Regions from separate parts of the Homo sapiens genome. Here all the other regions are linked to region 1. Evidence: read pairs that join two places in POLR2A ChIA-PET (ENCODE). Cell type or tissue: CD4-positive, alpha-beta T cell. All regions are shown on one strand. Links, peaks and the distances in the headings refer to the core of each region. The heading gives the core; the rest is flanking DNA.

Region 1 (5,984 bases), core at 1,226-5,225:
CATGAAATTTGGGAGGGGCTGGAGGGAGAATGATATGGTTAGGCTTGTGTCCCCACCTAAATCTCATCTTAAATAGTAATCTCCATAATCCCTTGGTCCCCATGTGTCAAGAGAGAGACCAGGTGGAGGTAACTAAATCATGGGAGTGGTTTCCCTCATGCTGTTCTTAGGATGGTAAGTAAGTTCTCCCAAGATCTGATGGTTCTCCTGAGATGGGAGGTTTTCCCCCTTAGCTCAGCACTTCTCCTTCCTGTCACCTTGTGAAGAAGGTGCCTTGCTTCCCCTTCACCTTCCGCCATGATTGTAAGTTTCCTGAAGCCTCCCCAGCCATGCTGAACTGTGAGTCAATTAAACCTCTTTCCGTTATAAATTACCCAGTCTTGGGCAATTCTTTATGGGGGTATGAAAATGGACTAATACACCCTGGGAATTTGTTTCTCCTCCTTAGGACAAAACAAAAGATACAATATTTCCCTCATCCCGTGCTCCAGTCTAGAAACATTTGAGCCCAAATATCTATTGTCTGTGATGGATCCGGTGCAATGAAATTAGCCAATGACCAAGTCTCTAGATCCTTTTAAATTGACTTGTTAAATAAACTTTTATTGTAGGTTCAGAGGTACAGGTGCAAGTTTGTCATACAGGTAAATTGCATGTCACGGGGGTTTGGGGTACAAATTATTTCATCATCTAGCTAATAAGCATAGTATCCAATTGGTAGTTTTTTGATCCACTCCATTCTCACACCTTCCACCCTTATGTAGGCCCCAGTGTCTGTTGTCCTCTTCTTTGCATTCATATGTACTCAGTGTTTAGCTCTCACTTATAAGTGAGAACATGTGGCATTTGGTTTTCTGTTCCTGCATTAATTTGCTGAGGATAATGGCCTCCAGCTCCATTCTTGTTGCTACAAAGGACATAATCTGATTCTTTTTATGGCTGTGTAGTATTCTATGGTGCATATGTACCACATTTACTTTACCCATTCTACCATTGATGGGCATTTAGGTTGATTTCATGTTTTTGCTACAGTAAATAGTGCTGTGATAAACATATATGTGCACGCGTCTTTATAGTAGAATGATTTATATTCCTTTGGATATATATCCAATAATGGGATTGCTGAGCCAAATGGTAATTCTGTTTTAAGTTCTTTGAGAAATCATCACACTGCTTTCCACAATGGCTGAACTAATTACTTTGTCACCAGCAACGTATAGACATTCCCTTTTCTCTGCAATCTTGCCACTATCTGTTCTTTTTTGACCTTTTAATAATAGCCATTCTGACTGGTGTGAGATGGTATCTGATTGTGGTTTTGATTTGCATTTCTCTAATGATTGGTGGTGTTGAACATTTTTTCATATGCTAGTTGGCCACCTCTATGTCTTCTTTTGTAAAGTGAATTGAGCTATTTATTTATTTTTAAATATCCTCTTATTTGGACTCTGCTAGGTCCTGGCTTTGAATGGATTTTCTCTCTTTCTCTTCCTCCTCTACCACTGAGAGTGAGCAGGGTCCTCAAAAGCTGCCGGGCTCCTGGGGCATGTGGAAGGTTGTGCCTGCATGGATATGGAGAGTAGTGTTGGGGATGGGGATTGCTACCTTTCCGTCATTTAGGGCTTTTACCTGCAAAGGCCCATAGAGCTAGCTTTATTCAGAGTTTCATTGCAAAGCCTCATTTCTACTTTCCCCAACTCTTCTCTCAACCAGTCCTTGCCTCCAAGGACACCCATAGAGTCCTTGTGGTCATTTCTCGTGGTTATCAGCCTCCCATGGCTCATCCCTGCAGCTGCAGGAGGTTCGTGGTCCTGCCATTACCTCTTGCAGTTGGTTGGGGCTAGATCAGCCTTTTGGCTGCCAAGGGAGGAATCAGGAGCTGTTCCACATTTTGGGCTGAAGGAAAGACGTTGTAATTATGGATTGAAAGCCCCCACTGTTGGCATCACTGACTGCCCCCTAAGCAGAGGATTACTTAGAAATAGACAGCAGGGACACCCAGATGGACGTGGCTCACCCGACTTTTACTGGCTGACCGCGATCACCTTTTTCTGACCTTTAGAAAATGACAGAGTGCTGTGTTCTCCTGACTAAGAGTGTGACTACTGGGGAAGGGTGGCAGAATAATCATGCCCTGGGATGTTGCCATTTTATTATTTTTTTCTTTTTAATCTTAGCACACAATCCAGGAGTGTGCTAAAATGATTTGGACCCTATCCTTGAGGAGTTTAGGATATTGAAGGATGCAATATTAACACAGACATAATAATCGAGAACAACATAAAGGAGTCTATAATGGCTGCATAATTGTGTGCAATTGCCTGATGGGATAGTAGGAGGAGCCTTGAGGGCTGTGGGAGCCAAGAAAGCCTTCAAGAAAAAGTAACTTAAGCTGAGTCTTAGAGAATGTGCTGGATTTGAGTAGGGAGATGGAAGGGCATTCTAGGAGCCAAGACCAAAGGGGAAGGGACAGGAACTGTTTATTAGATGCTAAAGAAAGCAGTACAAACCTGAGGCATGGAAGGACAAGCTGGGAAGGTCTTTAACTGTTAACCCAGGTCCTGAAGCTCAGGGGTGAATCTGATCAGGTGTGAATCTCTTCTATGCCGAAGGTCCAGAGAGTGATTCCTCAAGGTCACAGAGCAGCCATGGTGCCAGATGCTGTGGTGTGTCTGTGCAGTCATAGGCTCAAAGCACTTCTCACTCAACCACATTGCATTTGCTCACAACTCATAACCCCTTTGAAGCTTGCCAAAACACAGGTGCACTTTTGTTTTGAAGACAAACTCTGAGAGCTGCTGATGGGACTTTTTGAGGCCACCATTGCTTCTGCAGCTGCTCATATGCTTCAAAGAACTGAGGCCTTAGCTGCAGGGGCAGGGGAGCCGTTGACTTCTGAGGTTTAGGTGGCAGGTGCCTTTTCTGCAGTCACTCCCTCCCTCTTTGGAAGCAGAGGGTGCTAGCCTCCTACAGAGAGGACTGTGAGCTCCCCCCTTGTCACGGATGGCCCTGCAGTGCCAAGTGCTGACAGGAGGTCGTGGCTGCTTTCAGCGGAGCATTAGCCCTAATAGGTTTGGCAGGATTTTAAAATAATCAAAACAAAGCAGGTTAGAAGGTTTGATGGGGGAGGTATGTGGTGACTGCTTGAGCTCAGATCACATGGTATGTCCAGCAGCCTGGCCCAGAACAGCTCCAAGGCCTGATGCCAAGGGTCTGGGCTGAACAGAAATCTGAAGTGGCTTTATCAGAGAAATTAGTGTGTGATTAGAGCTGAGAAGAGTCACGAGTCTTAACTTCTGTTTAGCACTCCAAGAATAAGGTGTCCCGTGTGGTGCCAAATTACTCCCTCTGGGCAGTCTAAAGCATGAGTGGGATGCTTATCCAGGGAGCACGGTGGAGGAAAGGTGTGGGGGCTGGGGGGAGGCTGTGGGGTGAAGAATGATGCAGTGCCATGGAGTAAGCTGTAGACAGACCTGCTTTGGCTTTGTTTGGGGGTGGGGCAGGGTGTGAAATACTTTCTGTACTGATTTCTATCCTGCGATCAGATACCTAGGACGTGTGTTAGAGCCAAGAAGAGACAGAACTTGACCACGTTGGGTATTGCTTGATTTTTTTTGTTTTTTAATGAGGTCTTGCTCTGCCTCTCAGGCTGGAGTACAGTGGTGCAATCAGCTCACTGCAGCCTCTGCCTCCTGGATTCAAGCAATCCTTCTGACTCAGCATCATGGGTAGCAGGGACTACAGGTGTGTGCCACCACACTCAACTTTTTTTTTTTTTTTTTGGTAGAGATGGAGTCTCCCTATGTTGCCCAGCCTGGTCCTGAACTTCTGACTCAAGTGATCCTCCTGCCTTGGCCTCCCAAAGTGCTGGGATTACAGGTGGGAGCAACCATATCTGGCTGGTATTGCATTTTTAATACAATTGGAATAGTATATTAAATATTTTTGAAGGAAAGAATAGACCTTCACTATGGTGGAAATGAAAGGAGTTACCCACCTCATTTTCCTTATGGTAGAACATTGTATTCCAGCCACCACAGGCACTCCAGCCTGTGGCTTTCGGTTGTGAATGACAGCCCACTGAAGTGACTTGTCCTTGCTATCTTTGTCCACAGCAATCCTTGGTTTTGCTCTCACTTTTGCCAGGGCCTCTCTTCTGCATCCTTGATGCCTTTGTCTTCCAACTCTGAATGTTTTTGGCAAGGACAGAGATGTTAAAAAGCTAGCAGGAGGGGCTGGTTCTGACAAAGGACAGGCAGACAGTGCACAGGTGGTGCACCCTAGCCTAACAAAGGCTCCTTTGCTCAGTGGTGGGGAAGAACTGCTGCGTGGCTTTGCTGGAAATCTGTCCCTGAAGCCTAGATGGGCCTAGCCCTCACCTGGCTAGGGATTGTCCCCAAAGCTCTTTTACTGCTAATTCAAGCAGAATGGAGGACTGACACTAAGAAAATAGGCTATCTATCTCATGAAACACCAGGGGAAGACATGTCTAGGTTTGGGACCAGCATCTTAAAGTGTTCAGAAAGTAACACAATTCCTCTCTCTCCCTCTGTCTCTGTCTCTCTGTCTTTATGTGTGTGTCTGTCTCTGACTTTTGAGGCTCTTGCTCTCCACTCGTCACTGTGTATCTGCTTTATTTTTCTCTTATTACACCAACTTTTGCTATTTCTTCAAGCACATGGCAGAAGACGGCTGCCTCTTATCTGGCAATTTTACAAAGCCCTCAACTCAGGCAAACAGTAGAGCTGTTCCTATCAGTGCCAACTCCAAATTCACAGAAAAAAATCTGATTAGTTTAGATTAAGTCAGAGAAGGTTAAAAGGGTTCTGAGGGAGGGATGTGATTGCCTGATTTCTGATCACAGTATATGCCTTAATGGTATACAGGCTGTCCAGAACAATTCCAAGACTATGGTCCTGGGGTGGCATGGTATGGATAGAAAGCTCACAAAATGTTCACATAGACAATTAATATGGCTGCCTGGACCCACATGTACTAGAGCTCAGAGAGGCATATGTGTGCAGGTACATGCTCACACATGTGTATGTGTGAAGCATGCATGTGTGGTCTTATGGTTGGGTAGAGACCCCTTAAAGTGCCTATCACATCAGATAGAAGGATAGATTTCTAGATAGAAGAAATTTGGGCCCATCTGTTATCTAGAAATTTCTTTTGTTGAAGGCTTCTTCCTGCTGTGTACTTCGGCAAAGTTCCTCATTAACATGGCCCTCCTGAATTGGGAGATTTGGTCCCAGATTCTCTAATCATCCTCTGTCTTCCCAGGGTGGAGAAGCTGATATATGCTGGGGAGTCTTTTGCGAATTTACATTTCCTTTAATATGCATTGGGCACAGATGGTTACCAGGTTGTCTCCGATTCATAAGTCTTCTTTCATCAAGGGCCGATCAAAATTTAGTGCAAGCAGGTTTAAAGGGACAAGCTTTTAGGCTTGGAAATGTGCATATAAATAAAAATGTTGCTGTAGCGGCTCCATTGTTAATGAAAGAAAAATGATCCATGTCCTCTTCCTGGATAACGGAGTCTCTGAATATATTTATTTCAAGATTTAGGTGCTGAGGGAACCGGCCACAAATCATAGAGCAACCATTAATGAGCCTCTGTCCCTACCTGTTTAGCTTATTAACTGCCTGTTACCTACAGTTCTATATCCCACTTGGGGACAGAAAATGGATGCATCAGCAATGCAAAGGCTGAAAAACACAGAAGTTAATCAAAAGCACATGGGAGCCTGGAAATGTAATCAGAAGATATGGGCTGGTTGTTTATTGGGGTACTGGGAGGTGGCTGGGAGGGAGGATCTGGTGCTGTCTGATATGAGATTTGGCTAATTAAATCCCCCTGTCCTTTAGTCAGTGTCCTCTCCACTCTGTGCAAGCTGTGGACATGAAAGGAATAGTCCCTGCCCTCAAGGAACCTACATGCTAATTGTGAGGCATGCTCTACATGCTGGAATCACAGAAAGC
Region 2 (5,984 bases), core at 715-4,714, 230 kb before region 1:
TTTTCTGTACTGGATTTTCACTGCAGAAAGAAGGTATTCTTTAAGTGCTTGGACGGCCACTGAATCCTCAAGCAGATAGACATTCTAAGACCCCTCTGTAAGCTTAACCGTTATGTGTGTGACATTAGCCTTCGTATCTTACAGGGTAAAACTTAAGTGGCGAGGGGACTGAGGCACTGAGGCACGGAGAGATTAATTAGCTTGCCCAAGATCACACAGCTGCAAGCTGAGATTTGAACAGGTAGCCTTTGTAGCCCAGGCTCCCAGCCACTGAGTTGTCTTGCCTCTTAGGAATCTGTTGCCTACTGTTTAGGCTGCCATTTGCTTATGGAAAGATCTGATGTAAAATATAGAGCAGTGATCCTCAACCTTTTTGGTACCAGGGACTGGTTTCCTGGAAGACAGTTTTTCCACAGACAGGGGTGGGGATGGGGGGAGTCGGGGGTTTCGGGGGATGGTTTGGGGATGAAGCTGTTCCACCTCAGATCATCAGGCGTTAGATTCTCATAAGGACCATGCAGCCTAGATCCCTGGCATGCGCAGTTCACAATAAGGTTCGTGCTCCTATGAGAATCTAATGCTGCTGCTGATCTGACAGGAGGTGGAGCTCAGGCGGTAATGCTTGCTGACCTGCTATGCCACTCACCTCCTGCTGTGTGGCCTGGTTCCTAACAGGTCCATGGCCCTGGGGTTGGTTGCCCCCTGTATAGAGCATGTTGCTCTCTGGTACCTTAGCTTATGACTAAAGGAACTTTTATTTTGAAGCCATAATGAATATGGTCCTTTTTCTGAAACATTTACTGCTAGAGATTTATACCCTTCCCAGAATGTCTTTGAGCTCATTTCAGAGCTAAACATTATAATGAAAACCATTGTGTAGTCCAGCATCCAGAACTTGAGTTGATTCTTTTTTTTTTCACTGCTTCTAACTTATTCTTAATAATACCAAACATAGCAAAAGGAGGTTGCAATACATTTGTTTGGCAAGTTTGGGTATTGAATTCTTGAGTTTTAGTAGAGCCAAGCAGGTCGGTCACTATGTGTCATTTTTTGGTATCTAGTAGAACGGTTTATTTAGATAGGTATTGGGTTCCTCTAAATTGCCCATTTAGTTGGTTTCAGTTGATACGGAACCTTCACTAGGCTTTAGGTCTATCTTGTAAACAAGATATTTTTAAAGACCATCCTAGATTGAGAGCAATCTATTTGTTGTTTTTTTGGAGAGCGGGGGTTTGTTCTTTTTCTCTTCTCTCACAACTCTGGTGTTTTCCACCATTTGGCTGGACTCTGGGGCAAGAGTGGGCTGGCCGAGGGTGCTCCAGTTTCTCTCACCCCGGAACAGCTGCCTGCCTCTAAGATATTCTTTGGAAGTCTATCCTGAAGCACTCCGAAGCCTTGCTTCTGCTTCTGGGAGGAATTCCTTGGAGGACTAGAGGCAACAGGGGGCCTAATCTGTTGAAACTTGTGTGTATATTTCAGGGTTAATAAATCTCAGCTAAGAAAATTAATAAAAATTCCACTGTGAATGAGAGGTTGGTCAGAGACTAATGTCTTGAAAATGCTTTATGATAACTTGGAAGAATTTGAGCAGATGGAAAGGAGAAACTTTGTTAAGGTCTCCCTGAAATTAGTCATCACTTCTTACAAGCAGATTTCACAAGGTGCTTACTATCTATGGTGTGTATAATAGGGTTGTCTTATTAATTAGTCTGATGTTTGGATCTGGAGAAGTAAATTAATGAGTCAGGTTTTGTATAACAAATGATCACTTTTTAAGTAATTAGTGTAGCATATGACCGTAGAGATTAATATTAACTCTTAAAATATGGAAATTGAGACTCCGATGGAAAATGTGAAAGTGAAGTTAAAACTTTATCTTTTTGCCTATGTAACATTTATCAAGTGAGAAAGTGAGAATGCCTTTAAATAAGCATTTGATTGAAAGCCATTAGAAGGTGAGAACTTGTATACCTTTTTTTTTTTTTCTTTGGGATAGGGTTTTGCTCTGTCATCCAGGCTGGAGTGCAGTGATGGAATCACAGCTTACTGCAGTGGCCTTGAATTCTTGGGCCCAAGCCATTCTCCCACCTCAGCCTTCTGAGTAGCTGGGACTACAGGTGTGTATGCCACTGTGCCCAGCCAGTTTTAAAATTTTTATTTTGTGGAGACGGGGTCTTACTATGTTGACCAACTGGTTTCAAATTCTTGGCCTTAAGCTATTCTCCTGCCTCAGCCTTCCAAAGTGCTGGGATTATAGGTGTGATTCACTGCTCCCAGTTGCCTTTTGTGTTTTTTTTTTTTAACTTACTGTAATACACATACAGAAATGTGCTTACATACTTTACATCAGTAGTACTTAAGAGTCCAGCATAGTAGATGTTATTAATGAAAGTTGACTCATGGCAATACATATAACTAGGACTTTGATTCCCCAGTTTTTTTCTTGCTTTCATAAATCTGTAAATCTTACTTAAGAATGACATATAAGGAAAATATGATCTCCTTCCCCTTCCTTGAGTGCAGTCTATTTATAAACAATAGCACTTGGTGCTGGGGTTTGTTCACGTTTGTATGAGGGAGATTGTCTTATTTTCTGGGATATAATGCGGAGATCTGTGCTTTTTGGGAAGTGATGGAACGTTGATAGTGCATCCAGCATTTAGGAATGCAAGAACAAACATTAGAGCCTTTTGAGGATGGTGTCCTCTAACTCCTCTTCAGTCCAACAGCCCTGTGGGTCTCTTCCTGATCAGCATTTTTCACTAAGACCCAAACTTATTTCCTGTAAACCAACTGGGCCAGATACTCATGACTGTCTGTGGTCTGAAGATAGTAGTTTATGTTTTGTTTTTTGTTTTTTTTAAATTGAATTGGGTGTGTTGTTCCCAGATGAACACTGTTATCAGGGCCTAAACAAATATTTTTGTCAGGGAGATGTCACAATTGTATTATTGGAAGGGGATTTTCTCTCTTAGCTTTTAATTTGCATTAAGAGGTGTCTGGGCTGTGGGCAAAATAGTGGCTAAAATGACCACTTTTATTTGTTTTTGAGTCAGCTATTGCTTTTTGTGATAACTGAAAACTTTAGTCTTTTTTGAAGGACTGAAGTGTTGAGAGTTTCCTGGAATGAGTGGTTCACTAGCTGTTGCTGATCACCTGGTTTATTCTTAGCTTTTTTTGCATTCAGGAGTCTTAGTTTTCCCTTGTTCTCCAACTTCTGTAATCTTTAAGAAAATGAAAGGATATTTAGCAGCTCTGATGACCTGTATTTGCTGGATTGTAAAGGCCTTATTGCATTTTTTATCCCTTCTGTCTTGGTAAAAGTTCCTGATAGCAGCAGCTTTTATAAAAGTTTGAGCAGAACTAAGGCAAGGAGGAAGAACTCTAAAATAGTGATTTTTGCTTCTCAGTTGTTATTAGTAGGTTAATCAGGAGAGGAAGTAGGACATTTTAACTAAAATGGGTTTCTGTTTCAGTTATCAAGCCAAGCTGCTATTTTTAAGTTTGAAACCATTTTTAAATTCAGACAGGTTTGAGGATTAATTGTACTGAAATGGAGCTCACATCTAGTGCTTTAGTGAGTATAGCTAAATGTGCCTATAATAGGGAGGAAGTAAATCATTTGGTTTGATGAACTCTGTCACTTGAGGTCATATCATAGCTTTTCTGAAAGAGTGCCCTGTTTAAGGTAATTATATTTTATGCAGACAGGTGGATAGTAGGTATCTAGTATATATCTTTTTTTTTTTTGAGACGGAGTCTCACTATGTTGGCAGACTGGAGTGCAGTGGTGCAATCTCAGCTCACTGCAATCTCCACCTCCCGGGTTCAAGCGATTCTCCTGCCTCAGCCTCCCGAGTAGCTGGGATTACAGGCACAAGCCACCATGCCCAGCTAATTTTTGTATTTTTAGTAGAGACGGGGTTTCACCATGTTGGCCAGGATGGTCTCGATCTCCTGATCTCGTGATCTGCCCGCCTTGACCTCCCAACATGTTGGGATTACAGGCGTGAGCCTCTGCGCCTGGTTGGTATCTCTTAAATATCTTAATGTTAAATTTCTAAATCTAACATACTGTTTTCTAAAGAAGAGAAAGTACTTTAGTTTAAAACTGGACATACTCTACCATTTGCTGCCTCTATCCAGGCTTTGTAACCTCTTTGCTGTTGACATTTTGGGCCAGAGAATTCTTTCGTGTTAAGGGCTGTCCTGTGCGTTGTAGGGTGTCTAGCAGCATCCTTGCTGTCTACCCGATATCTGCCAACATCACTGTTCTCTCTCTGTACCCCTAGTTGTAGGAACCAACAATGTCTCCAGACACTGCTCTCAATATCCTCTGGGAGTGGGAATCATCCCTGTTGAAACTGTGTTGGCTGTGGCCTCTTCTTTATACCCAGTACATGTCGTTAGCACTTCTGTGTTTTAGGAAGGATTGATCAAAAGGCCGAAGCTCAAAAAGCCAATTAGCATTTTTTGATGGGTGAACTCTATTCTTTCTCAGGATGCCTGAAATTCACTTACACATTTAGGATTCTAGATTGTAGTATGTTACAAAAAATTTCAAGGATAGATTATGTTCATAGGTAAGTTGAAGGAAAAAATGGAAGATTCTTATAATGGAACGTAAAAAAATTCTTTTCCAATTGGACGTGTGTATTCTGAGAAAAACATTAGGGTCAGGTCATTGTAAATAGATCATCTTTTACTTTCTTCCAGCTGAATTACAGGTTGGCACTTATCCAGATTTATTCCTCTTAGCATAGGAAGATAAGATATATTGATTAATAAGGTAGTATAAAAATTGTCTGCAAAAATGTTTTGAAATGTCTGCAGTTTTCTCAGGCAGACTGTTTACTTTTCAGTGTATTGTTTTTATTTCTGTTAATTTTGATGATTCTGGTTACAACATTTTAAATATCTTCTTGAGATGAGAAAAAGCAGGGAAAGAAACTGGAAAATAAGGAGAGTGGATAGAGACTTTCCTCCTGATCATTTCATTTTGTCCTCTAAATAGCATTTTTTACGAAAGTGGGGTGGAGGTGGGAGGTTAGGGAAAGAATGAAGTTCTTGACAAATAATCTTCCTTCTTTTGTCTCCAAGGCCTCTGGTTTTGAACTCTGCTGAGTCAGCTAACTATGAGTGAAATCTGTCTGCCACCTGTCTTTATAGGGCCATGTGCTAAGAATGGTTTTTACATTTTTAAGTGGTTTAATAATGTTTCATGACATAGCCATGGTCATTCATCTACCAATTGTCTCTGACCACTTTCACACAACAGTGGCATAGTTTAGTAGTTAAGACAGAAACTGGCTCACAAAACCTAAAATATTTACTCTCTGGCCCTTTTCAGAGTTTGCCAATCCCTAGTTTAAACTATATTTCTCTATTGTTAATATTGGAGGCAAATAGTATTGTTAGATCTGTTAAAGTAGATGTGAGTTAATTAAAGACAAACAAAATTCTCGTAAATTGGTTATTAGATAAGCATTGGTCAAACTTTGTGTTTTTAGAGAGTGGTTTAAAACTTGTGTTATCTACATGTTTCATAGATTTCCAGGTATCCTTGGGGAACTTTGATGCTAGAGCATCGACATGCTTGATGAGTTTGTTTCTCTTCTTTCACCTGAAGGTTTTGCACTGTAGGACTGCTCTGGGAAGGAAGGTTCTGGGCCATGAACTAGGCAAAATTGATCCATAGCTTCAAGACTGAAAACCATGACTTTATGACTTTTTGGATCTGCTGTAATTCACAGATGGGCTTAATTCTGAGCCCAGTCTGATTGCTTGGGTTAGTTAGTCCTGAGAAGGGAGAGCTCAGGTATAGGTATCTTCTTCATAAGCTGTAAATAGAAGATGGAACTCAGCCGGTCTCTGGGATCCTGAGCGTTGCTCAGCTTGGAGGCAGGGTACTTTCAGGTTGTCAGCAGAGGTACTGGCCTGCTCTTCTGCTTATCAAAGAGCAGTTCTTGCTAATTTTCATCATT
Region 3 (5,984 bases), core at 731-4,730, 110 kb before region 1:
ATTCCTGGCACTGCAGGTGGGGAGGCTTTGGAGTGAAGGTTCTCTGCTGGGGTGAATATAGAGCAGTCTGATAAGGCTCTGTTCAGAGAGGCAGGGGGAGGGTAATGGGATTCTGAGTGCTCTAGTTGCTGCATCAGTGCTTCTAGCACGTGCACCCTGACTGCCTTACCCACTGAAGGGAGACAGCAGGTCACCTTCCCTGTCTCTGACTCCCTGACGGATTGAGTTTGAATCCTGGCTGTACCATTTCTATGGCTACATAACCATGAGTAGGATACAGAACCATTCTATGCTTCTGTAAAATAGGCTTGTAAAGTAACTGCTCAGCACTGTTTTAAGGCTAATTAAGTGCTAGCTGTTGGTATTATTATCATCATAGCTGCTAAGATTACCATAACATCTGAAAAACTCTGCTACGAGCTAAGTCATTTACTTAAATATAGCAAAAATATTCCTTTAATACAGTTTTATATTTGACTTACTGCTTTGTCTGTTAGTATTATAAACAAACATAACTGTCTGCCCCAGTAATATTTTCTAACATAGAGCTTTCTAGAATATTTACTTAATAATATCATACTTTCCTTGCCATTCTTAGTTTAGAAACTAAAAGTTTATTAGTAATATTTTGTGGAATTCTTGCATTTGAGGAGAATAAGGTATTTGCAGCAATCACTTAGTTGCCAACAGCAATTTTAGGTACTGTGGTCATACTGTTTTGTGAAGGACAACTTTATATTTGCATTTGATCACACATGCAGCATGCTTGTTTACCTTCCTTTTGAATCTTTTCCTTGGACAAATGGCTCTCCATGGGATGATAGGCTCATAATATTTTGTCCATGATTTTAAGAATGATTTCTCCTAAATATAGAGAAAGGTGTGAAATAAACTTTCATATATTAGGAAGATAGGGTAGCATTTATGTACTACTATATCCAAGTAAAATTCTAATTTTTATTGCTGAAAGAGTGTTCTGTACCTTAGCGTTGAATTTTTTTTTCTTGTAAGAGCAGGCCATATTTGTTACTTAACCAGCTAGTAGCTTCCAGAAACCATCATTTAAAATTTTTCCCTTGTGAATACAGGAGAGAGGGCAAAGGGCTAGACCCACTTCATTTAATCTTTGCTTGGTCCCAGTTCCAAGGACCCCAAGCTCTTCTTGCTTGTTACTCTTTGCCCACCTCCATCCTGTTTTCCAGGACTCAGGATTTTCTTTTATATATCCTTGGTGGTATGAAACTGGAAGTTAGTCCTCATTTTCAACAGGAATAGTGTAACCTGGTATATTAGTTTCCTGTTGCTGCTATAATAAATTACCAACAAACTTAATTCTACTAAAAAATACACACAAATTTATTATCTTATAGTTTTGGGGGTCAGAAGTTCAAGACCATTTTCACTGGATTAACAAAATATTGGTAGGGCTGGTTCCTTCTGGCGGCTCTGAGGGGAGAATCATTTCTTTGCCTTTTCCTTTTCTAGAGATGACCTGCATTGCTTGGCCTGTGGCCCCTTCCTTGTATATCCCATCCACTTGGTTCTGTTGTCACATAGTCTTCTTCTCTGTTGGATCGTCCCTCTAATAAGGACCCTTGTAAATACATTGGGCCCACCTAGACAGCCCCGAATGAGCTCCCCATACCGTGAGCTGTAATTTAATCACATCTGCAAAGTCTTTTCTGCCATATAAGGTAGCATTCATAGGTTATGGAATTAGGACATGGACATCTTGGGGTCATTATGCTCCCTATCATACCTGGAAATCTGATTTTTAAATTTCCAGTGGAAAAATGGATCTATCTGTCTTCACCTTTCCTGCCTAAGCTATCAACTTGAAGCTATCTACTTCGCCGTCCTGCTTTGAGCCTTCACCCCTTAAGTTCTTTCTCTGCCTGGCAACTAGAAATAGGTATTAAAAAGGAAAATTTGACCATGTTAAACCTTTTCCATCAACTGCACAAAAAGCTCCAAGCTCCTTGTAATGACTAAAAGACAACCCACTCCCCACTATGACTTGAGTTTTATCTACTTTTCTAACTTCATATAATTGCATTTTAGAGATGCACTTTACTGTGTAGCGTCTAGTGGTAGTGGCCTGTATATCTTGAAAATAACATTATTTCCCGTATATCTGTGTCTTTATTACTGAAAAGGATTTCCCTGCTTCCTTTGCCCTTTAAAAAATTTGTTTGTTTTTGATGTTGTTATTGTTCTGAATTTTTCTAATAAACACGTAACTTCCTGTAGAATAGTGTTTACATCCAAAGCTATTAAAAGGATTTCTAGCATATTCACTGATAACCCTAGAACCTAGAGGAGGTAACTATTAACAACAGTTTCTTTTTAGAATTTTATATATTTTTATATTTCACTGCTTATTCTTTGTATATAATTCAGAATATTCTTTTGTATTTAATAATGCAACAAACATTTTCTTGTATTTAAAAAATTCTTTATAAATATTTAATGGCTATTAGTATTCTAGTACGTAAGTATACTTTTAATTGTTAATGTGTTCCCTCAATTTAATATTATATTGATTAGCTAATATAATGTTTTGAATAGTATTGTTTAGATATTTACATTGCTTAGCTGTGGAAATAGTTTAAATATTTTTTGTTTACTATATTTCTGTTTTTCTCCTTACACTAATTTTTTTTTTTTTTTTTTTGAGACAGAGTCTCACCCTGTCACCCAGGCTGGAGTGCAGTGATACAGTCTCGGCTCACTGTAACCTCCACCTCCTGGGTTCCAGTGATTCTTGTGCCTCAGCCTCCTGAGTAGCTGGGACTACACACACGCACCACCATGCTGGCTAATTTTTGTATTTTTAGTAGAGACAGGATGTCGCCATGTTTGCCAGGCTGGTCTCGAACTCCTTACCTCGGGTGATCTGCCTGCCTCGGCCTCCCAAAGTGCTAGGATTACAGGCATGAGCCACCACATCTGGCCTCCTTACACTAAATTTCTAAAAGTAGGAATCATTGGATTGAAAGACAGACTATTTCTAAGTTATAGTTTTTTCTGATTATAAAATTATAAATGCTAGATATAAGAAATGTATAAAGTATGAAAAATAATTATAATGCTGCCACCTAACAATAAGTATTGCTAATATTTTGGTAAGTCATCAAGTTATTTTTCTCTTCTTTCTTGCCATCTTTTATAGATGATTTTAATATTCTTTTAGTATTTACATAGAAAAGCATAGATGACTTATTATAGTTTAATTGAAATTATTACTTTTGTGTTTTTTTGTGTTGTCATTTATATTTTCTTATATATTTACCCCTCTTTGTGCTCTTCATTTTTCCCTGCAATCTCATGTTTCCCTCTGATATTATTTTCTTTCTGCCTGAAGACTTAACGTTTCTTTCAGTACAAGTTTGCTGGTAACCCATACACTCAGTTTTTGTTTCTCTGAAGGCATTTTTATCATTTTCTAAGGATATTTTTGCTGGATATAGATTTTTAGGCTGGCAGTATTTTTTTGTTTCCTCACCACCTCAAATATATAATTCCATTTTCTCCTGGCTTTCTTAATTATTTTGATATGTCAGCTGATGATCTTATTGTTGCTTCTTTGAACAGTGTAATCTTATTTTTACTGGCTGCTTCTCAGATTTTGCCTTTTCATAGGGGATTTAACATGACACACCAGGTGTATTTTCTCCGTTTGGGGATCACAGAGTTTTTTTGTATCTGTGGGTTAGTCCCTTTCCTTAGTTTTGGGAAATTCTCAGCTATTCAGGTAATTATATTGTGCTATTTTCTCTTTTATTTCCATCTACACATATCCTATTTCACATATTAGATCTTTTCACTGAGTTCCCTGTGTCCCTAACGTTCTTTTCTATATTGCATATTCTTTTTTTCACCACTTCCATTTGTATGTTTTTTATTGACTTCTCTTTTGCTGAGTTAAATATATTTATTCTGCTATTGTTAAAGATATCTTTGGAGTTTTTAACTGTAAATATTTATCCTTTTAGAATTTCATTTGATTATTTTGTAATGTGTTAATTTCTATGGTAAAATTCTCTACCTTGTCCTCTACTTGATTCATGTTTTTCTCTTTCCTTGGCCATATTAATTATAATTTTAAAGTCATGTCAGCTAACTTCAATATCTGGGTCATGTATAGTTCTAGTTTCTTTTTTTCTTGGTGTTTAGTCACGTGGCTCTGTCTTTTGTGATGCCTCTTAATTTCATATTGAGTACTAGACAATTGTGCATAAAATTTAGAGAGACTCTAGAAAATATCTTCTTCTAGATAGATGTTCCAATCAAGGACTATGTTAAATTGAGACTGATTTATTCAACCTGTTGTTCACCTGGCTTTCTAAGTAATTTTTCAACTAATAGCCTGCTTATATTCTGTAGGCCCTATCCCCTGGTGGGTTCTGGAATGTCATGAGATGTCTCTGCTCTACTTTTCAGAAGCTTTCTGTTCAGGTTTTAAGCTTCCCTTTCTGCGCAGCCTCAGTATTTGGCACTTGTCGTAATGAAAAAATCAACTGTGTACCTGAAGCCTCCCAAAGTCTCCACAAAATGCTCTTTTGATCTCTTTGTTCCCCAGTGATTTCTTCCAGACTTTCCACTAGGTTTTGCATGGAACTCACAGCCTCTCCCTTGCTGAGAATTGGCATGCCCCAGAGTGAAAATGACTGCAGAAGGCTGGTCACTTTTCTGAAGTTTTTTCCTCTCTTCAGCAGTTTTTCTGTTGCCCTCAGGCAAATGATTATTATTTTTTATCTGGCTTTTCTAGTTGGCTAGTAGAAGTGAGAGCTCTTGTTTGTTGACAGCTACTCCATTTCCCCTGGAAGTGGAAACATCATTTATTTCTCAACTTCAATTTGACAAAAATAAAGTGCTCACCTTTTTTTCAAAAGAGTGTTTATATTTCTGTTGATTTATAAGAGCACTTTACAAGTTTTACTATTTTTTTTTTTTTTAGTTTTTGTTCTTTAATCTCATTTTTAAGATAGAAAAATTTTTAGTTTTTTGTTACCAAATCTGTCAGCCTTTTACTTCATTGTATTTTTCAGTTATGGCTAGAAAGACCTTTTGTACCACAGATTATATATTTATTTTTTCTACTAACTTTGTATCTTTTTTATGTTTCAAAATTTACATTTATCTGGAATCAGTGTTGACATATTGTTTTAATGCATCTAGTAACCATTTGTCTTGCTCATCTATTATTAAGGATGTATGTATATTATAGAATTGTTTTGCCCATCTCATGATCATTTTCCTTCCCTCACCTTTCTTCCAAGAAATGAAATTCAGTGGGATTTTGGTTGGCACTGCATAAGACTTACGAATGAATTTTGGGAGAGTTGTGCTTTTGCATTATTTTAGTTTTCTTATTTAGAAAGATATGTCTCTCCATTCATTTTTATGTTCTACTAAGTGACATTTTTTCATTTTCTGCGTATATTATACATTCTGCTCATTTTGTATAAAATTAATTTTCTGTTTTGATTGGTCTCCTGAAGATTGTTAATCTTCCTAACAGCCGTGTGTGTGTGTGTGTGTGTGTGTGTGTGTGTGTCTGTGTCTGTGTGTCTGCATGCATACGTATGCATCCCATGACATGCTATTACATACCTTTGTCTTATTGCCTACCCTGTTATATTGAACTTACCAGTTTGTTTCTGTGCCTCTCCCTCCTAAACTGTAGGTACTTTGTTGACTGGGATTATGTATTCATATTCATAAGTTTATAACTACACATACCATACAGCATCTTTCTCTCCTTTCTTTGCTTGCTTTTTAACTTAGCCATAAGCCATGTGGTTACTTTGAATGTGTATTCTCACCACTACCATGTTATCAGAATTCTTGTTTCAAGATATCTGTATTATCACCTGTTGTTAATTTCCTTTATTTAGATTTATACATGCCTTACACAAAAAAAGGATTTATGACAGCTCATTGACCTGGGTTTGTTAAATCGTTCACTGTACTACCCAGTG
Region 4 (5,984 bases), core at 1,206-5,205, 130 kb before region 1:
TATTGTTTGGAAATGGAATTTCTAGGAAAATAGAATTCTGACCACTCAGATTGTGGCAGCATTATTTGATAGAGGCATTTGGAGCTTAACGGCGGAAGTGAGATTCCATGACTTGAACCAAGGCGGCTCTAGTCTGAGAAGTGAGTCTGGTGAAAGAGCTGTTAGTGTACAGAGGGAGCGCACTTTGTGCTCAACTGTGGAGGAGATGGAAGTGTTAGCTGCGATAATTAGTCCAGGAACTGTCCTTAATAGCTCATGGATTATGATGGTTTAAGCTTAAACCTTGACACGTACTAGAAAACTAGTATATAGAAATGTCTTTCCATTAGTTAACAGAAAAATGAGTGTAAAAAGTCAGTAAGATTAAAGGTTTTCTTTCTTGAAACTGGTCGGCTATATTTTTTAATTATCCTAAAGAATTCAAGGCAATAATAGAATACAGGATTTGACATCCTGGACCCTCTCCAGCTTCTGTTATTTTGAGAAAAGCTGAGATATTTTTACCTTTTAAATAAAGCTGTTTTGAACTTTTCTTTTGGTGAGGGAATTAGTAACTGATGGTCCTAGAGACTCTTAAACACATAAAAACTAAGCTATTCTGTATTCCAGTCTAGTTTAGTTGTATCTAGGCATTAATAGTACAGTGTATTTATGAATTTTATTGGATTTGAAGGATGAGTTTATAAACTGTCCTCTAGGATGCTTTTCTGTTTAAATATATATTGCTTGTAAAAGGTATTTGTATGTTTTCACCTATGTTCTGTCTCTGTTATGTGTTAACTCTGATTTTTTTCAAGGTATAGGTTGGCTAGTTCCCTGATTATCCAGAAGCACTTTTCATCTTGTCTGTAGTCTACTGGAGTGTTTTCAGAAAGGATGCTTTATCCAAAAGACTGAATGGAATATGTTATATTATGTAAATAACCAAAAGTTTCTTAAGGAATTCAAGGTACCTGCAAGATGCTACGTTAGTTAATTTTATGTTAAAAATTATTTGCATTGACTAGTGGTTGGTACTAGTGTTGGAGCAGTCATGGCTTGGTAGCAATACAAAATAATCTTATTTGGTGTTTGCCATTCCAATTCAGTCATCACAGGATTACATTTTGCCTAATTTTTCAAGAAAATATAAAGGTCTCTTGGGGAGGAAATGAGGAGAAAAGGCTCCACCTTTGTTCCAGTCCCTCCCACCCTTAGCATTTCTATGTATTTTATGACATCAGGAATGATGAGTATTAATTCCTGACATACTGTTTCAACCTCACATTGACTGAAATTAAATAACATCTATTATATTAAAAAAATAGTTGACACTTCCAGTTTACGTGATGGCTGACTAGAGACCATGAGACTGACTCTTAGTTTCCCATTAAAGCTCATATGAAAATGTAGAAGATGATGAACAGTTGTAGGAATACCAAAACCTTGGCTTGACAGTCAGTGTATTATCACAATCTAAGATGTCCACAAACTACAAAGCTGATAGAACTGGTCTGAAAAATGCAATTACTTGCTGATTAATGATAAGCAGTTAGAAATAAAAGCAACCTGCATGTCTTTTAAAGCAAGTATGGAGAATGATTCCTTTTCCTTTTCATAATGTCTACCCCCAAGGCTTTCAAATTCTGGTATTATATCAACTAGAAAAGTGAACAAATATTTTTCTATTGGAAGAGTGCTACTTTTGAGGCTATTAGGAAGTTAGGTAGCTTTTCTTTTTTTTCTCTTCTTCCTCCCTGCCTAAGGTCTCTGTTGACCATCTTCATTTAATTGACCAAGTAGATCAACTGACACTCTTCATTCCTTTTCAGTGCCCATGGTAATGTGGCCTTGTAGCTAACAGGCTGTTAGCTAGCAGGCCAATGTACTTCCCTCCCTCCAGTCTTTCAGTTGTGTGATTATCATGAATCAGTTATTTATTCCTAAACAAGTTGTTGTTATTTTTTTCTCATAAACCATTTTATTACGCTGTTGAATTACATAAAAACCCTTTTTTATGAAGTTGAGGACTTTGGAAATATTCAGCAAAGGTGAGTCACTGATAAATGTTGGCGAGATGACTGCAAAAGATTTGGGAAGAAATCATAAAAATATAGAAGCCGGCTGCACTCAGATTTTCTTAACATTTTTGAGTTTAAGTTCTTGCTATACTTTAGAGAAACCTAAGCTTGGAACCACAGAAGATTATCACATGTTTGGTTATGCAGAAAATATGAAAACTCCAATTACTGGTTCCATAGTCAAAGGATTTGCATATTTTGAATATGATACATGTATATATTTCATGGTAAAGTAAAATATTAAGAATAACACATACATATCATAATGATCTTCTACTTTAACTTTTATTTTCAGCTCAACTTTAACTCTTTCTGTTAATAGATCTATTGCCAGCCTTGATCACATTGATGAAAGGGCTTCCACTGTGTCCATATTTTGCAATCAATTTGGAGACTAAATCTGCCAGAAATAAAGTAGGCAGGAACAAGGAAACTTAACGATAGATCATTGAGCTAGGAAAGTCCGCTCAAGGAAATTGCTGTTGGTGGTGGCATGGGCAAGAATACTGTGATATTCTTTGTTGAAGAAAGAAGCCTTCCCTTTGTTCAGAATCAGAGCTGGTATAGAAGACTGAATACCAATCAGGCACAGCCACCTTGGATATTAAACCTTTTGGAAACTTGCGATCAGGCTGGATCCATGCATGTGAGCCTATTATTCACCCACTCTTTTTCTCCATCACTGAATCCTCTTTACATCCTTCATGACATTATTAACAAACTGGCCATGTCATTTATTCCTTATTGTGTGTCTCACTTGGTAGACTAGCAGCTCCATGAGGGTAGAGAGCTTGTTTGGTTTTGCATCCCCTGGCAAATACCTGGCACACAGTAGGTGTTCAACAAATATTTGTCAAATAAACTAACTACGTTAGAGAAGGACTTCAGCTAATATCAAAATAAAAAGGACCAAGGGTAGTTTTAGCAAACACAGAGTCTAGGTAAATGTCTACTTCTTTGAGGATAAGTGATTGAAAGGTTGTCATAGGAGAGCTGTGAAAAAGCTCTACAGACTGATTAAAAAATAGGGTGCAGCATGAAGACTCAGAAGTGTAGCTTACTTATTAAAATGATTTATTACAGAGACCAGATGAAAATTTTTTTAAAAAAAGAGGACCTGGAACTCTCAAAAAGTTTTGAGTTATAATCTCTGAGAAATATGAAACAAGGTGAAACACTGAAACAAAAAGATGACAAAAAATGAAAATGAAAATATTTGGAAGAGGAGAGGAGTGAGATAAGGAGAGATTGTTGGAGGGGCAATAACAGACCATCTTCACTAGTGATGCTGAAGAGTAAAGCTGACACTGAAAGAGGGTATGGATGTGAAAAAAAAGTCCATGAGATACTTTTTTAAGAATGTAGACAAAAGGAAGACAAATGCCAACAATGAGAAGGAAGATGATGATCGGTATGGAGGACAAGATTCCAACAAAAGAATTAAAAAACTTTAGGAAAAAATACAGCAGAGGCAATGATCAAAGATATAATTGATGAAAAGTTTTCTGAGCTGAAAAGGCCTCCCTTTATAGATGAAGAGGGATAAGTGCTGGGTAATAAAAATGAAAAAAGAGCCACCCCGAGTACACCATGGTAACTTAGTTCAACTAAAAGGAAAAAGGACATATTAAAAAAGTGCCCAGGCAGAAAGACTATATTGTATAATATAGAACAAACGCTAGACTGACTTAGACAGGAAGACTATGAAGTTTTGAAATCATTTTATACTCAAAGTTATCTTTCATATGTGAAGGTAGTAGAGAGACATTTTCAGATATGAAAACACTTATACCACAGGCACACTTCCCATATTTTTAAAAAGAAATTTTAAAAATTTCTTGATGAGGTCAGTTCAGCTGACTGATAGATGAATTAAAATTAGCAATTAAAAATGAAGAATTAAAAAGGCATTGGAAACAATTAGACGTAGTGAAATCTAAATCATTATTGTCAATTTTATTGTCAAACTAAAGGTAGAAGTGTCCATTTAGTTTTGATAGAATTTAACAGCACCATGGATCTGCAGCTTCAGGTTATATTAATGCCTGAAATAGGTGGAGAGGCAGGAGCATATAGGAGATCCTAAATAATAGTTTTTCTTCAAGAAGATTTAAAAAATACCAACTTCTGGTGAGAGTGATATTTCGTATTCCATTGCCTTCACTTACTATCAGTGTACTGTTAACTCCTCAAACATCTGTCTCTGCTGAGAAAAGTCTCCTAAGTTCTAGACCCACTGGCCAAGTGGATAGCTCTCTTGGGATGGCCCATTAGCAGCTCCATTTCACCGTGTTTAAAACGGAACTCCTCTTCCCTGCTTGAACCTGTTCTGTGGTCCCAAGCTCTTTCAATTTTAGAGTGACCAGATATGACAGTTTTTTCACTATTAGCCTCTTTCACTCTCAAAATTAGTTTGGACAATAAATTATGGGGCTACCCTGATCATCTTGTCTTTTTTACTTTCAACTCGTATCCAAACACATGCTAGACCTTTTCATTCTGTGTTTTGTTTGTTTGTTTTGTTTTGTTTTGTTTTGTTTTTGAGATGGAGTATCGCTCTGTCGCCCAGGCTGGAGTGCAGTGGCACAATCTCGGCTTACTGCAAGCTCCGCCTCCCAGGTTCACACCATTCTCCTGCCTCAGCCTCCTGAGTAGCTGGGACTACAGGCACCCGCCACCACACTGGGCCAATTTTTTTTGTTGTTGTTGTATTTTTAGTAGAGACTGGGTTTCACCGTGTTAGTCAGGATGGTCTCTATCTCCTGACCTCATGATCCGCCCACCTCAGCCTCCAAAAGTGCTGGGATTACAGGTGTGAGCCATCGCACCCAGCCTCATTCTGTTTTTTAAATGTGTCTCAAATTTGTCCTCTTCATCTTCAATGCTACTACCCTGCTTCAGACTGCTACTGTCCCTCCACTGGGTGATGGTAATAACCCTGTGACAGATGTCCCTGCCTCACACATTTGTTGGCGGAGTTTAATACGGTTATGTGTATGAACTTCATAGTATGGGACCTAGCGCTTAGCAGGCACTTAACTAATATTAGCAATGATGTAACTTAGCTCAAAACCCTTCTTTTTTCCATTACCCTAAGGATAAACTCTAGACTCTTTAACGTGGCTTGTGTGCCTGTATTTTTGTCTCTCGCATCATCTCTTGCATCAGCTCAGTCTGCACTATGTGCTCCAGCCCCACAATGACTCTATTCAGAACACAAAAATTCAGAGAACTATCAATTCTTGGACACTCCATTTTTTGTTATATTACCTCTACATCTTTACTACCTGGGGGGTTAAAAAAAACAAAAAAGCAGGCCAGGCGCAGTGGCTCATGCCTGTAATCCCAGCACTTTGGGAGGCCAAGGCGGGCAGATCACCTGAGGTCAGGAGTTTGAGACCAGCCTGACCAATATGGAGAAACCCCATCTCTACTAAAAATACAAAATTAGCTGCGCATGGTGGCGCATGCCTGGAATCCCAGCTACTTGGGAGGCTAAAGCAGGAGAATCACTTGAACCCATGAGGTGGAGGTTGTGGTGAGCCGAGGTTGCACCATGGCACTCCAGCCTAGGCAACAAGAGCAAAACTCCGTCTCAAAAAAAAAAAAAAGCGAAAGAACCAAATCACAACAAAAAATCTCCAATCTTGGCCGGGCATGGTGACTTACCCTATAATCCCAGCACTTTGGGAGGCCGAGGTGGGTGGATCCCCTGAGGTCAGGAGTTTGAGACCAGCCTGGCCAACATGGTGAAACCCTACCTCTACAGAAAATACAAAAATTAGCCGGGAGTGGTAGCATGCACCTGTAATCCCTGCTACTTGGGAGACTGAGGCAGGAGAATTGCTTGAACCGGGGAGGTGGAGGTTACAGTGAGTCAAGATTGCGCCACTGCACTCCAGCCAGGGCAACAGAGTGAGACTG

The links. Peaks named below come from ENCODE experiments on the same cell type or tissue, not always from the same donor. Only the 100,000 strongest peaks of a DNase experiment are listed, where the experiment ranks them.
Region 2: POLR2A ChIA-PET joins it to region 1 with 5 read pairs; 8 of 35 experiments call an interaction of 5 or more read pairs at or near these places.
Region 3: POLR2A ChIA-PET joins it to region 1 with 5 read pairs; 3 of 35 experiments call an interaction of 5 or more read pairs at or near these places.
Region 4: POLR2A ChIA-PET joins it to region 1 with 5 read pairs; 2 of 35 experiments call an interaction of 5 or more read pairs at or near these places.

What each region holds. Positions count from the first base shown.
Region 1 is chr5:109,919,129-109,925,112 of GRCh38, forward strand. No RefSeq gene overlaps it. Among named protein-coding and RNA genes, the nearest start is that of LINC01848, 39 kb to the left of the region's middle. In CD4-positive, alpha-beta T cell, for the core only: a CTCF peak has its summit at 4,924; DNase peaks (open chromatin) are centred at 2,823 and 3,593; H3K4me3 peaks cover 1,078 bases; H3K27ac peaks cover 2,470 bases.
Region 2 is chr5:109,692,370-109,698,353 of GRCh38, forward strand. The region is part of intron 1 of MAN2A1 (mannosidase alpha class 2A member 1); the gene reads left to right. Among named protein-coding and RNA genes, the nearest start is that of MAN2A1-DT, 4.3 kb to the left of the region's middle. In CD4-positive, alpha-beta T cell, for the core only: no CTCF peak of the experiment used is centred there; no DNase peak of the experiment used is centred there; H3K4me3 peaks cover 228 bases.
Region 3 is chr5:109,806,048-109,812,031 of GRCh38, forward strand. All of the region lies in intron 12 of MAN2A1 (mannosidase alpha class 2A member 1), which reads left to right. Among named protein-coding and RNA genes, the nearest start is that of LINC01848, 74 kb to the right of the region's middle. In CD4-positive, alpha-beta T cell, for the core only: no CTCF peak of the experiment used is centred there; no DNase peak of the experiment used is centred there.
Region 4 is chr5:109,794,098-109,800,081 of GRCh38, forward strand. The region is part of intron 12 of MAN2A1 (mannosidase alpha class 2A member 1); the gene reads left to right. Among named protein-coding and RNA genes, the nearest start is that of LINC01848, 86 kb to the right of the region's middle. In CD4-positive, alpha-beta T cell, for the core only: no CTCF peak of the experiment used is centred there; no DNase peak of the experiment used is centred there.